Regions from separate parts of the Homo sapiens genome. Here region 1 is linked to region 2. The links are chromatin contacts, found by Hi-C or POLR2A ChIA-PET in ENCODE. All regions are on one chromosome and are shown on one strand. Each heading gives the region's core, a stretch centred on a gene start or an enhancer-like site at or near the end of the contact. The rest is flanking DNA. Distances are from core to core; before and after follow the strand shown.

Region 1 (6,883 bases), core at 468-2,967, 110 kb after region 2:
CTTATAGATTTCATTTTTTTTTTCCTGGTATTTTCCTCTTCTAACTTAGGACCTTTTTGCCATATGTGGCTATTTGATGTATATTGTTCAGTCACGATCTTCTAGGTGACTGAAAAACGCATGGAGTTACTCATGCCAATAATTATTGCTACTGAATTGTTCCAAAGTCTCCCTTCCTGCAGAAAAATAAGTTTCAGTAAAATATTCTAGAGGATTACAAGTTATCTTTGCAGTTCATAAATACTTTCATAGGCTCCATTGATATTCACAGTTTTCAGTTAGAATGTTATTTTTATTGCAAAGTTTGCATTTATATTTCTTTTCTGTGGATTGCTTACCACTTATTAAAATTAAAATGCATTTTAAGGTGAAACATTATGTACCTAGAATACTGAAGGTAGCACTGACCATTGTCTTTAGCTCAGAAAGCAATGTTGAATTGGAAAAGCAAGATTTGAGAATATTCCTCTTTACTGCATTGTCATTGCACTCTAGTCCTTCTGATTTCCCTTGTTTCTCAGATGATCCCTACGCCCAATTATACAGAACAGTCTTCCTCTAGTTACTTATATCAAACACTTGCCTGCTAGCTGTGTTTGGCAGGCCAGCAGGATGAGGTAATAATCAGAAGAAAATGTTCTGGTTTATTGGCCTCATCCACGTACAACATTATTCAAAATAGTTCTCTGTGGGTGAGAACAGAGTTGCTTTGAGATCCCCTGGTCTAATGTTCTGTAGTAGTGAGGAGGAACAAAACTGTAAACTTTTTTGATCTCTTCTAGAATAATGGTAAGGTAAATGATATCTGCTTGGCCCATCCTTTCAGTAATGTTTACAGGCAGTTAGATGTATGTGAAAATGAGAGCCTTTCATTTATAAACATTTTGGCTTTACTCTTTCCAAGTCCAGCCATCTTCTTACGTACAGCCTCCATGGTCAGTACAGCAGTGTTTTCCTAAAAGCATATTTTGTGAACAATTTCTCCAGGATGATGGTAGTTTTTGTAAGACAGATGCCTAAAAGACATATGGTTTTCATAGATTTTCCGTCTAGACTAGCTTTATTTAGTGACTTTTGGTCTGAATTGGTCTAGTTAAAGTTTCTGTAGGAGCTTGTATAAAAATTTAAAATGTGGGTGTACCATTAAGGTGTAAAACAAAAGTTTGACTTCTTGTTGGCAAGAGATTAAAACGGATTGGTTGAAAATTTCCTTCATGTTAAGTAATTCTGATCATCTTATATGCCTACTCATCCATTCCACCCCTACAACACTGTCCAAAATGGAAAGGCTTACCCTAAAAATCCCATAACTGTTAAATTCATATACTCCTCACTGTTCCTGAGTAAATTCTTTGTGTTCCAGTTTATGTGTGTATGTTAGAAAGCCCTAATTCTTTCTGCAGACTCTTTACATGGCCCAGGGGACATATTATTCTTTACCCTTTTAGCACCAATTTTTACAAACACAGCATTTCTCTCATTTAAAAAAAGCGTCTGACAAGCCGCTGAGTAGAAGCGACTGAACCTTTAGGAGTTTCATAGTGCCTTCAACCAACAATGAAAATTCTGTTTTTCAAGGCGTTTCAAATTCTTGAGCCAGTGTCAAAGACTCATTTAGAAACAATATGACATGTTCAGAGGAAAAGAATTACATCTAGTCTTGCCCAGAAATCATCCTTTTGCTCCCTCTTTTGTAAGAGCTAATACTGCAGACCAGTCCCATCTTAACTGCATCAGAAAGAGGAGGCTCGTGGAAGGGAGGAAATGTGGGCCGTTCTGTCTCCACGAGTGTCATTGCTTGGCTTCCTTGGCTTCTCACGAAGCATTTAATTGGACTTAGTCACATATTTGTTCACTGACATGGCAGCCTGCAAAGCACAATGCCTCTCTGTTTTTCTCTGTTTGCTTTAAAAAATTTTGTTTTTAAAATTTGAGCTCTAAAGCATGTTAGAGCTCCTCCTGCTGGATTTAAAAAAAAATAACTGGGACGATTAATAAATGGTAATTCTTTTTCTTCATATTTACCACCTGGGCTAATAGAAGTGACAGAAGCCTATCATGTGGTGCACTTAAAACTGACCTTTTAATTCATCAGGTATGAAGGTCAGGCAGAAAGAAAATGTTGGTGCTACACAACTCATCTCTCAGTCTTCAAATTCCTCATGCTCTTTTTTTTTGCTGTTGTTAAAAAAAAAAAAAGGAAAAGGAAAGGTTATTTTTCTGTGAGTATTTCTAGTTACATAGTTACCCCAAGTCACATCCCCATGCTTGAAAGGTTCTTGCTCCCTCTCAGAAAGGGACAAAAAGTCTTTTCTATCTTCCCAAAGCAGAAATGAATTGTGCAGTCATACAGAGATTCGAAGTGTTGCCTTTTTCCTCCCTATCCTTTCTTCTTTTTCCTTCTTCCTCCTGATTTCCTCCTCCTTCTCAGAAGCGGACACTTGCCTCGCCCAGTAGCTAGTTCTCAGCACCTCCTTTCTGCCTCCTCCTTCCCCTAAATGGTGGCAGTTGGCCTCTCCCTCTCCTGGTGCCTGAAGTGGGAGTGACGAGAAGGGTCAGAAAAAGGTTTACCCCATTCACCATCAGTGGGAGTAGGTTTCTACAGCACATAAGTTTCTGGAGGTCTCTTTAGGAATAAGAGAGAAAGGAGGGGGGATAGAAGGGAGATAGGAAGAAAGGAGGGAAGGAGGGAAGGGGCAGGAAAGGAGGGAAGGAGGGAAGGGGCAGGACAGGAGAAAAGGAGGAAAGGAAGGAGCAAAGGAAAAAAAATCACTTGTAAATCTCTGTAAAACCACTTCCTTTCTCTGCATGCTTTCTCACACTGTATCCCTCTTGCCTTCTGCTTCTCTGCGTTTCTTTTAGCTCTTTCCTCCCCCAAGTTTATAATCTCAATGATATAGTACAAAGGCCAAAATACTTAAAAGTTAATCTCGGAAAGTAATGCTTTTTAGAAATCATATTTTAATACAACTAAAAATCCTTCATGTTACCTGTTTCATGACTTTATTAGGACTTGGGACAAAACAAGTCATTTGGTATTTGTGATAAAGAATAAGACAACCCTTGATTTCTCAAACTTCAGTACTTTCTGGCTTTCTTTCCTTTGCACATACCTTTCCTATTCCTGGAATGCTAGTCCCCTTAACTTTCCGTACTTTCTGGAAGTCCTTCCAACCTCCTAGCCTCCTTCCAACTCTAAGCTAGGACTCCAGATGTTTCTGAAACTCCTGAAGCAAAAATTTTAGCATAATCCTACTGTGGTCATAGTTAACTTGTCTCTCTCCATCTCAACAAGAAACTTCTTCAGGGCAGTGACTCTTTATTTCTGTATCTCTACCTCTTAACACAGTACCTAGTACATAAGTAGGGCTTACTGAGGGGATGAAGGAATATAAAATGAATTGACTTGCAAGCCTCAATCAAAATTTATTTTGAAACTAGCCCGATACTTATTTTAAAAACCAACTTAAACACACTTTCTTGTTCTATTCTATTGAAAAGCTTGCCTGAGTGAATGTTGTAAAATTCTTTTTACAGATCATAAACTGAGGAGAGTTAATGTGGGTAAATCATCCTTTAAGCTGCTTTTTTGCCACAACCACAGAAGTGGGTATATTAGGCACCATGCCTATGGGTGAAATCCAAGTCAGATATGTAGGACAATGTAAAGAAAGTGTGACAAAGCAGATTATATTACCATTTATGTCACAGGCTAATTTATACAGGATATTACCTGTTTGTATCATCAAAAAATTGTGAACTATTTTTCTCCCTATGTTCTGATTTCAAATTCCATGAATTGATTCATATTTTCCCAATGACATACATTATAAAATCATGGGTTCATTTTCACAGGGGAAAGAAATGCTGGCTCTAATACACTGCAAGAATCATATTAGAGAATTCCTTAAATCCTTTAAGTGGGCTCCAAGTTCTGTGTTCTTTCCAGCATCTACTGTAAACTATTCTTGGATAGTATTGGCTCATTCTGTTGCTACAGCCAAAAATTCCAAAAATATGCTGAATAGCACCCTATAGTATTTCTTACAGTAAATTATAAAATATTATCTTCCATGTGGACAAAATCATGACTGTTATAGCATTTTTCTGACTTTAAATAAATGCCCAAAATAAGAAGTAGAGTGCAAATACATCGCTGAAATTTAAAATACAGTGTCCCAAAATTTGTTCTCTTAGAGCAGACATTCACAAGAAGAAGTAGGGGTCCTGCATCACAGCTGCCTTCCATTTTACCTAGAAGTGTGCTCCAACCCGATTTATCTTTGGGCCCATTCACACTCATTGATCTACCGCTTGGGACACTGCCCTCAGCAGGTGCTGTGGAAAGCTGCAAGAGGCGTAGGAGTAATCTTGGTTCATAGAAGGTTTTGAATGTTGTTCAGATGATAAGATATGCATGCACGCCTCAAACTTCAAAAAAAATGATGCAAGCATTAAATGATTCAAGAGGGTCATTGAGAAGTAAAGCATTTCAATTCCTGAAAACATAGAAAATGGTTTTTGTAGATAAAACCCTTCATTTTTTATCATAAATAAGTTTAAAAAGGGTGGGCAAGTTGATATCAGATTCTAGTGGCCCTTGGAAACCTGGGATGTATAACTCTCTCATGATCCTAGATGTATGTAAACTAAATTTTGAGACAGTTATATTTTAAACTTTCAATTATAATTTACAAGTAAATCTTGCAATGTAAAAGAAGCTACTGCATATCCTTTTTATGCAAATAACTACCCTTTTAAGCAGATATCTTCTCTAAAAATGTCAGTCTTTGTATATCTTTTTGAAGGCTTTCTTTTAATTTGGGTCCACCTAACTACTTATGCTGGACTTCAATCCTACCCTCTCCAAAGATTAGAATTTGGAATGCACAGAGATGCTTACCTATTTATTTTCATAAGCAAATACAAGCTTCCCTAAGCAAGTAGTAGTTATTCTTCTGATAATGACTAACAACAACGACAACAAACACTGTAGTCCAGTATCTTGGTCTTTATAACATAAGGCTAAAACTGCTTTCACCCATGCTTAAGTCTAATTCCTAAAGGTATCAAAGTGTTTCTACAAGCATTTCTTCATCCTTCTTAAGATTTCCAGCACTTTCTCTTTTTGTTTTTACTTTATCTGGCAAGTAAATTGAATTGCTAATAAAGCAAAGTAAAAATCTTTTTTTTACTGAACAGTGGTTTCAAAGCATAGTCCCAGGACCAGCAGCATCTGGGAACTTATTAGAAATATCCCACCACATTAGAAATGTTGGGTGGCACCCAGCAACCTGTGTTTTAACAAGGCTTCCAGGGAACTCTGATGCAAGGTCCAATTTGAGAACCATTGCCAAGAGCATATCAATCTAACTGCCCAATAGAAAAAATTCTGCACTGAAAGTCATGAGACCTTAGTGCAAGCACAGGAAAGGAAGAAGACTGAACTACATAGGCCCATTCTGGCTTAAAAATTTACCAGTCAGATAATTCCTACTTCCCATCCTATGGAGAAATAAGGGCAGGGACAGAAAGGCCAATCCATTTCACAAATCAGTATTATGCTAGCTGGAAGCAAGAAGCTAGAGGAAAGGTGGTTTTCACACCCACCCCACAAACTGATACACCAAAGCAGTTTGCCCTTATTGAGGTCTCCCTTAACTCCTGTTAAAATGGGCCTCATATCATGAACACTCAGGACCAGCTAATCCAAAGAAGAGCAGATGAAATTTTAGTTCTTCTGTTCTTAAAAGACAATAAAATAAGGCAAGAAAACAATGATGCATTCTTCTCTCTTATCGGTAAAGCCAGTTTCTCCCCCACAATGCCACCCACCCTGCATGAGCATTTGACTTTCTTACAAAATTTGTCATTGTCCACAATACTGCAAACAGTCCATCCCTGCAGCTACAAATACAACTTCAAGTATTACTTCTTCCCCTTTGATTTGAAAGAAGAAACATGGCTCTTCTATGTAACCATAAACCGCCCACATACAACACAGTGTTTCAATAAACACTAAGTGATACAAGATGCTCCATTTCAATATAATGCCTTACTTAACGAAGCTCATTACTAAACAAAGCAACTGAGGAAAATTTGGTACAAAACAATAACTTTGCTTTCCCCAAAACAAACTGTCTTGTGAGGTGAATGCCTTTGGAAACTCTTTGAATGGTTAGGAACTGGACCAATGAAATGAACTTTAACAGTAAACTTTAAATGTTTTCTGGTGTTGAAGTTAGCAAACATCTTTAGCATTGCATATTAAGAAAATTCACCCTAAATTGCTTTCTAGTACAGTTGTATATACAGATTTTTGTTGTTACTGTTTTAGAAAAAATAAATAAAATGTTTATTTCTTCTGCAAGGTTTAGTGAGGAGCTCTTTAGGATTTTTAATGACTAAGTACATATTTGGGTTCCTTTAACTGCAACTAGGCATATTTCCAAGATATCATAGTTACTTTGAGAGAACATGAACATTTTATCTTTTATTATTTTAATTATTAATTCACCATCTAGCTATGCAGTGCCTATTAAATGCATGTCCCTAGGGACATCCTTAAAGAGCTCATAATGAATAAGTTATCCTGATTGACTGATTTATTTGGAAAAAAATACAATACTATGAACCACAGGCCATGCTAAGTTATGGGATATGGTAGTGAATAAGACTAACAATAGACCTGGCACATAGCAGAACCATATGTTCTCCTCATCTCCTGTCTTGACTTCTTTCTGCAATTGCCTGCTACTATTGTGCTCTTGTCCCAGCCACATGGTCCAAGGATTAAAGCAGATATTAATGAGAATTTACTGTGCCATAAGAGTACTTAAGTCTTTCTATTCTCTATCCACACCATTGAATTTTTCCCTTCAAT
Region 2 (6,943 bases), core at 391-2,890:
TGGCCCAGACTTTGGGCCATGAATAATTTTGTGCAAAACTCACCCCATCCCAATCTCACTGAATGTTAGCAGTGGGGTGCTGCAGAGTCTGAATGAAGGTGGCGGTGGTGTTGGTGATTTCCCTGGGTGGGGCCAGGGGACACAGCATCTTGGGCCCAAGCACATCTTAGGCAACCCTATCCGCAAAGGCCCAAACTTCCCAGATGCATCCAAGACATCTTTTTGAAGCCTCAGACAGAGCAGTAGTATGAAGACCTATTTTTCCATGTAATAAAGGCTCATATAAAACTTTTCAAAATCAGTTCAAGGAACTCACTTTGATATGACTTGACATGAATTTAAATAACAACAATAATAATACCAAGAGGTAATAATTTAGAAATAATTTGAAAGCCGAGTTTTGTGGGGAACCATTACATAAAACCATTGGCACCATGATCCTACCACTCTCATTCTTCTGAAATTTTCCTCCACCCTTTTCTGTTTCACAGTATCTTAATGTTGATAAACTAACACAGACAGCCCCAACGCAGTCCCAGGCTCTTAGAGCTCGCATCTAACTCCCTCTGGGTGTTTGTGGGATAACATGAATCTGCAACTGTCCATATGATTTCACGATTGTTGTTTTTTGGCTTCTTGACCTACGTTATGCCTTCTGGGATAAGATGCTGCTTGCCTTGCATTGATAGTTCCTCAAAGATCTTATTTTTTAGAACTTTTAAAGTGAGTTATTTATATATATATATATATACTATTATCATTTAGTCATTAACTCAAATGAAAGATCCCACACAGAGTAATTTTTATACATAGTAAATATGGAAGGAAGAGGCCAAGCTAGCACAGACTGGGCAGCAATTTTTCCTGTCATGTGAAAAGTCATGGCATGGGTGGACCAATGGCCTCTCTCTCTATTTATTCCTCTGATTTCAGAAATGCTGAGTTTCAGCAGGCTATTACCATATATTCTGACCTAATAAATGAGACAGACTGAGAATAATTGTGGTTCTCTCTGCTTTCTTCACCAGTTCCTTTTATTCCATTCCACTCCTTTCATTGCTTTGCGCTAAATGAAATTTGGATTGCAACAACAACTTTTTAAAAATGACATTGTAATATTGGCTAATTTGCCTGGTATTGGTTATGCCCAAGTAGACACATGACCTGTGGCTGTTTGGCTTGTCCCCCTATGGGAAAATAGTTTAATGAAGCTAATACGTTGTACTAAAATAAAATAAATTCACATGGCACCCAGCATCACAGCCACAAGCAACATGGTTATTATTTATTACCCTGAGACACCAGCCCCACATCTCCAACTGCCTACTGGGCATTTTCACTGTGAGGGCCTTCTGTCGCTTCCTCTTTAATCCATCTGGAACCAAAACCATCACCCTCCTTTCAAAGCCATGCCTCACTATTGGAGTTTTAGGGGGCCAATTAATCATACCAGTTACTTCCCCTGTCTAGTTAAAATTGTTGCTGTTGCTGTTTTTAGAAGCAGTACACAAAAAGCAAACAGATAAGGCATGAAACAAATAGATCCAGATCTGTGGCCAAATGTCTTGCTCATACTTCAACTCCCAGTAATCACAACCACAGCTGAGCAACCACAGACCTCTACCAGAGGGCAGAGCTCATCAGAACATCTTGGAATAGGAGAGAAATGCCTGTGTCCTGCAGGCACGTCTTGCTCAATTTCTCCTTTATAGCTCACCAGTCAAATCAGCCAGTCCTCCTCTTTTGAGGGGAAGAAAATGAAGGCTAAGGAAAAGGGGCCAAGAGCTGAAGTCCCTTCAAGAGGCCAGGAGATCAAGTTCCCACTAACTCATCACTCCCGCATTTTCTATTTTTGTTTAGATATTTTCTTTGTTTATATGACATCAAATTATTTTAGCATTTGGGGATGAGAAAAAATAGTTAGATATTAAACATCCTATATTGTGAGAGGTTTCTACCATTTAAATTGTAATCTATTTTCTTTATGACCTTTTTCACCATAAATAAGACCCCCACAGTTATAACCAAAATTCACACTTTCAGCTCATTACTTGTTACTGTGATTAATGCTGACAAGGACCTGGCACCATGGCCATTGGCAGCCAGAGAAGGTCAGGACTAGTGGTGACTCAGCTGACTCTGCAGCTGCACTTACAGTAAATGTGTTTTGCAATGCTCTTATATTTAAAAATATTTTCTACAAATTTTTAATTCTTATTTAATTTTCTATTCATGTTTTATTATCATTTGCTCTTTGCTATATCAAGAGAAGGAAATAACAGATCAAATATCAAATCAACTGAGGTCCAAAAAACTCGTCCCTTTGGCAATGAATCATGGTACTTTGAGACAACAGGCAACGGTCAACCTCCAATTTGAATGGTTGTTGCATTGATCTTTGAGGATGCTATAGAAAGATAAGGAAAAAAGTATTTATAATATATATAAAATATATATATATATACACATGCACACACACACACACACACACACACATATATTTTTTGAGACAAGATCTTGCTCTGTTGCCAGGCTGTGGTACAGTGGCACTATCACAGCTTATTTGCAGCCTCTAACTCCTGGGCTCAAGCCATCCTCCTGCCTCAGCCTCCCAAAGTGATAGGATTACATGAGCCACTGTGTCTGACCAAGGAAAAGTATTTTAAATAAATGAGGGATACTAAGCTAATTCAACCATTGGCGAACACTTTATTCTGTCATGCATTCATTGCAAATTATTACCAAACACCAGCGCTGTGCTTAGGTTCTAAGAGGAACATGTCCCCTATTCTCATGGAATTCACAGTATAGTGAGAGAGGCTGATAACAAACAGTAATTACTTAATCACAACTGCTAATTACAACTACTGTGAGAATTTATAATACAGTGACCTGTCCATTTGGGGATTTCAGGGAATGGTCAAAACTAACACTAGAAGAATGCATAGAAATAGATTAGGTGAAGGGAGAAGGGGAGATTGTTCCAGGCAGAGTGAACAGCATATGCCAAGACCCTGAGGTAGGGAGAAGCTTTGTGTGTTCATGGAACTGATAGCTGGAGCCTGATGGGCAAGAATCAGGGGCCAGATCATTTATGATCCTACAGGCCATGTTAGGGTTGCTTTGTTGGTCTTTAATGCAGCAGGGAACCACTGAAGGGGAGTAATGTGGTTCAGTTTGGCTGCAGAATGGAGAGTAGAGAGGAACAAGTGCAGGAGTTGGGTTTTTGTAATACAGATAAGAGGTGATGACATCCTGGACTAGAAAGATGGAATAGAGGAATAAATGGGAGCTATTAACTGGCTACGTTGACAGAACTGACTGATTGGAAATGAGGTAGGGGAGAAAGAGATGTCGTGAATGACACCTAGGCATCTGGCACAAGCATCTCTTTGGAAGAAGCTGCCATTTACTAGTAGGAGGGAACTTTAGGGGAAGAGAAGATTTGGGAGCACATCCAGATTTCAAAATCTGAGATATCAAGAGAGCAACTGTAGCTCAGAGATGTCTGGCATTTATTAGCGGTCAGTTTATATATAGTACTAAATGCAAGTAGTCTCTTAGTATTTCTCATAGAAAGTTATCTTAGGAAAAAATCCTAGCTGGTAGTAATGCCTGGGTCTTTAAATTTTTCATTAAGTTCCGTTTCCTAATATATATTTTTAGGAGTTTCACATTTCTATTCATGAGTGAGATTGGTTTAAAGCGATATATTGAAAAGTTTGTTCCTTTTAATACTAGCCCCAGGAGAAGCTCAAGGGGGAAAAAAAGATTCAAAGGTGAAGTAAGCTTGGGAAGTCCTGTATAGCCTATTCATTTCTTGGAGATTTAAAATATGTATTAGACTATTATAATTTCTGAGAGGTTCTGAATAAAAGAAGCTTACTCTTAAAATCTAGGGAAAAAGGTATATAAAACTCTCTGAAGCCAGAACTATTGTGGAGAAAATTTTTAAATTTTTTTCCAATTTATCCTGTAGATACTGGTCAGATGGGATTTTATTATTTTGGTGTTATATTTCCTATATGTAACATCCATAATTGATACAAATTTACTATCATAAAAGCATACTTAGAATCTCTTAAGATAATTTAATCTTTTGTCTGTTAACTATATGTCGTCTCATTTCTAATTTTGTTTTCTCATCTTTTATATTACAGAATTCTGTTTTATTGTCTGATTCATTAGAGAAGAAACTCCTAAATGTAACAATAACATATTTGGTTCTCCACATTAATTCTTGACTTTATAAAATATTATATTCTTCTTTGCTTCGTTTTATAATTTTCCAACTTGCTCAATTTAATGCTGACAATCTATTTTTTGTTTCTTTTTAATAATAAAGTGTACCTGATTGTGATTTTGTCTCTGAATAGAGTTTTGGTTGCATGTTCTAAGTTTCAATACTGTGTGTAAGGTTGTTTAGTAAACAGTGTGTAATTATACTTTTGAGTTACTATTTGACAAAAATTTGCATGGAGTTTTAATTTATCTGAAGTGGTTTTGTTGTTCTTTCCTATTTAACTTTTATCATAATTTGTAGTTTTATTGTACTGTTGGGTTTTCTTTAACTGTAGATATGTGAAATCAGCAATATTATCTGTAAGGTAAAAGACAATTTATAGTCCTAATTTATTAAATTTATATTATTGACATCATAGGTTTGATGATTAATTTGTGATAATGTAAGATCTTTGTGTCATTAATTTATTGTCAATAATCTTTGAAGAACTTTGAATGCTGAGAAAATACTGGTGAGACTAGTCAGTCAACAAATATTAATGAGCACCTACTATATAACATAAATGCTAGGAATATATTGGTGAACATTTAAAGCTCCATCAATGGACTTGTGCTGTAGTTAGATGAGGCAGCAGATAGTTAACATACCTAATTTTACATACAGATAATTGTTATGATGAAAACGGAATAATGAAAAGAGTAAGAATGGGTGAAGGGTGGCAGGATTTTAGCTAGAGGGGTTAGGGGAGGCTTCTCTAGGGGATATTAGTGGATTATCAATGTGAATGAGATAGAATATCATTTCCAGCAAAAGGATTGGCGCCTGCAAAATCCCAAGGAAGAAACATGCTTGGCATATTTAAGAAACTGCAAATAAAAAGGCCAATGTGGCTGGAGCAGAATGAGGATGGGAAGAATGAAAATGCACATTTGAAACAGAGGAGGAAAATGAGGGGGCAAGAAGTCCAGACCTTTTTCCACTCGCCGTGAGAAGTGACTGGAGGATAGTAAACAGGGTGGTGATAAAATATACAATCTCTGTGGCTTCTTTGTGGCGAGTGGAGCAAGAAAACCATCAAGAAGATGTTATAAGTTGTGATAATCATCCCAATGAGAGAAGATAGTGACTTGGATATGGGAATCTGTAGGTCAGGGGAGAGATCTGAACTAAGCCACCTTTAAATGATATGAAAGGCCACCATACTGGGAAGATTACCACTGGAGAAATTGAGAGTGAAGTAGGCCATGAGAGAACCCTGGGACACCCCCAGAATTTAAAGGCCTTTAAGAGGAAGACGAGACAAAAAGAGATTAAGAAGCTGTAGTCAGTGAGGTAGCAGTGTGGGAGTCAGGCGGGTGTGATATCACAGAAGCCTGGAGGAGAAGGTGTTTGAGGACAGAGGGGGAGTGGTCAACAAATGCTACAGTAAAGCCAAGTAATGTGAAAACAGGGAATTGACAATTTGTTTGGGCAAGATGTAGATCACATGACCGTGAAAAGCGCTGTATCTATAGAGTAGCAGGATTACAGCCCTCACTTGGGTGGACTGAGGAAAGAATAAAGAGGGAGAGAATGGAAAAATAATTCAAGATAACTCAAGGAGTTTTGCTATAAAGGCAAATAGAAATGGGGCAGTTATTGGGAGTGAAGAAAGGTCTAGAGAAAGTGTGTGTGTGTGCACACGCATACATGTGCGTGTGTACACGTGTGCACGCCTGTTTTCAGATGGCTGCTTTTAAGGCATGCTAGTATACAATATGAATGATCCAAGCAGTTGAAAGGAAGAAACTGTATAAAAGGAATGAACACAGGGTGGAAGTTCATGCGGACCTTAGGAGAGACAGGACCCCATGTCTCAGTTGAAGGTTTGGCCTTCCATTATACAAGATAAAGGCAGAATCTGTGGTTGCAAATGTAGGTAGTCTCATGGATTTGTTGGAAAGAAGATGGATTATTCTTATCTGATTATGTATTTTTTCACTGTGAAGTATGAAGCAAGATTCTCCATTAAGTATGAGTGAAGGGTATATTAGAGATTTGAGGGAAGAAAATGTATGTAGTAGTAATCATCTGGTAAAGTGAGAAAGCATATTTACTACAGAATTGTAGTAAGGATGTCTGGAAAGGCTGGGTACCCATTTGATAGTTGTAGTTATAAATCTGAAGTGAGTGCAGTCAGCACAGTTGTATAGTTTTGGTCTTGCATGATTTGGCAATCTGGATACAGGGTCTGAGTAAGAAAGTAATTTGACTGGAGTTTTAATAAAACTGGTAATGACATAGGACTATGATGTTAGTCTGAATATGCAGATAATGTAAAACAGGAAGAAATATGAATATATTTTTTGCCAGAATCAGGATTCAGACATCTGAGCAAACTAGAAGGATGGGCCCAGACTAACACAATGAAATATAATAATGCTAAACAAAATTTACTTTTATATTTTAAAAAGACTATATGCATTCAGTATAGGAGAGGCCTGGTTTTATAGGAGGTCACGTGCACAGGACCTAAAGGCAGTGGAAATAATAAATGATAAAAGTGTTTGAATTTTGTATATTTTTCTTATATATTTACCTTATCTTTGGCATTGTGTTAAGCAAGCTCTTCACATATATAATCCATTTTTCATTATAATAAGCCTCAAGTTGATATTATAATCCCCATTTTATAGGTAGGTTAACAGATTCAGAAAGGTT

The links. A loop is a pair of places that touch in the nucleus more often than their neighbours do. ChIA-PET counts read pairs that join two places held with the same protein, here RNA polymerase II (POLR2A). Pooled maps may share reads with other maps.
Region 1: a map of sigmoid colon shows a loop between it and region 2 (2.9-fold over the local background). The contact joins two enhancer-like sites. A Hi-C loop is called at or near these places in 19 of 168 maps with a recorded cell type or tissue (Calu3, GM12878, IMR-90 and 13 more), 26 of 37 single-sample maps with no recorded cell type and 31 of 50 pooled maps. POLR2A ChIA-PET finds 5 or more read pairs at or near these places in 8 of 52 experiments (AG04450, BJ, GM12878 and 5 more).

Annotation. Positions count from the first base shown.
Region 1 is chr1:172,397,739-172,404,621 of GRCh38, forward strand. All of the region lies in intron 20 of DNM3 (dynamin 3), which reads left to right. LOC102724528 (a long non-coding RNA gene) reads right to left here. Exons shown (of 3, transcript XR_001738294.3): 2 at 2,081-2,178. Among named protein-coding and RNA genes, the nearest start is that of C1orf105, 20 kb to the right of the region's middle. Within about 2 kb of position 1,718, at least 26 of the 41 ENCODE cell types and tissues checked have a DNase peak (open chromatin) inside an H3K27ac peak, as active enhancers do; they include adrenal gland, heart right ventricle and sigmoid colon, where a contact is called at or near this core.
Region 2 is chr1:172,285,336-172,292,278 of GRCh38, forward strand. All of the region lies in intron 15 of DNM3 (dynamin 3), which reads left to right. Among named protein-coding and RNA genes, the nearest start is that of C1orf105, 130 kb to the right of the region's middle. Within about 2 kb of position 1,641, at least 11 of the 41 ENCODE cell types and tissues checked have a DNase peak (open chromatin) inside an H3K27ac peak, as active enhancers do; they include adrenal gland, heart right ventricle and sigmoid colon, where a contact is called at or near this core.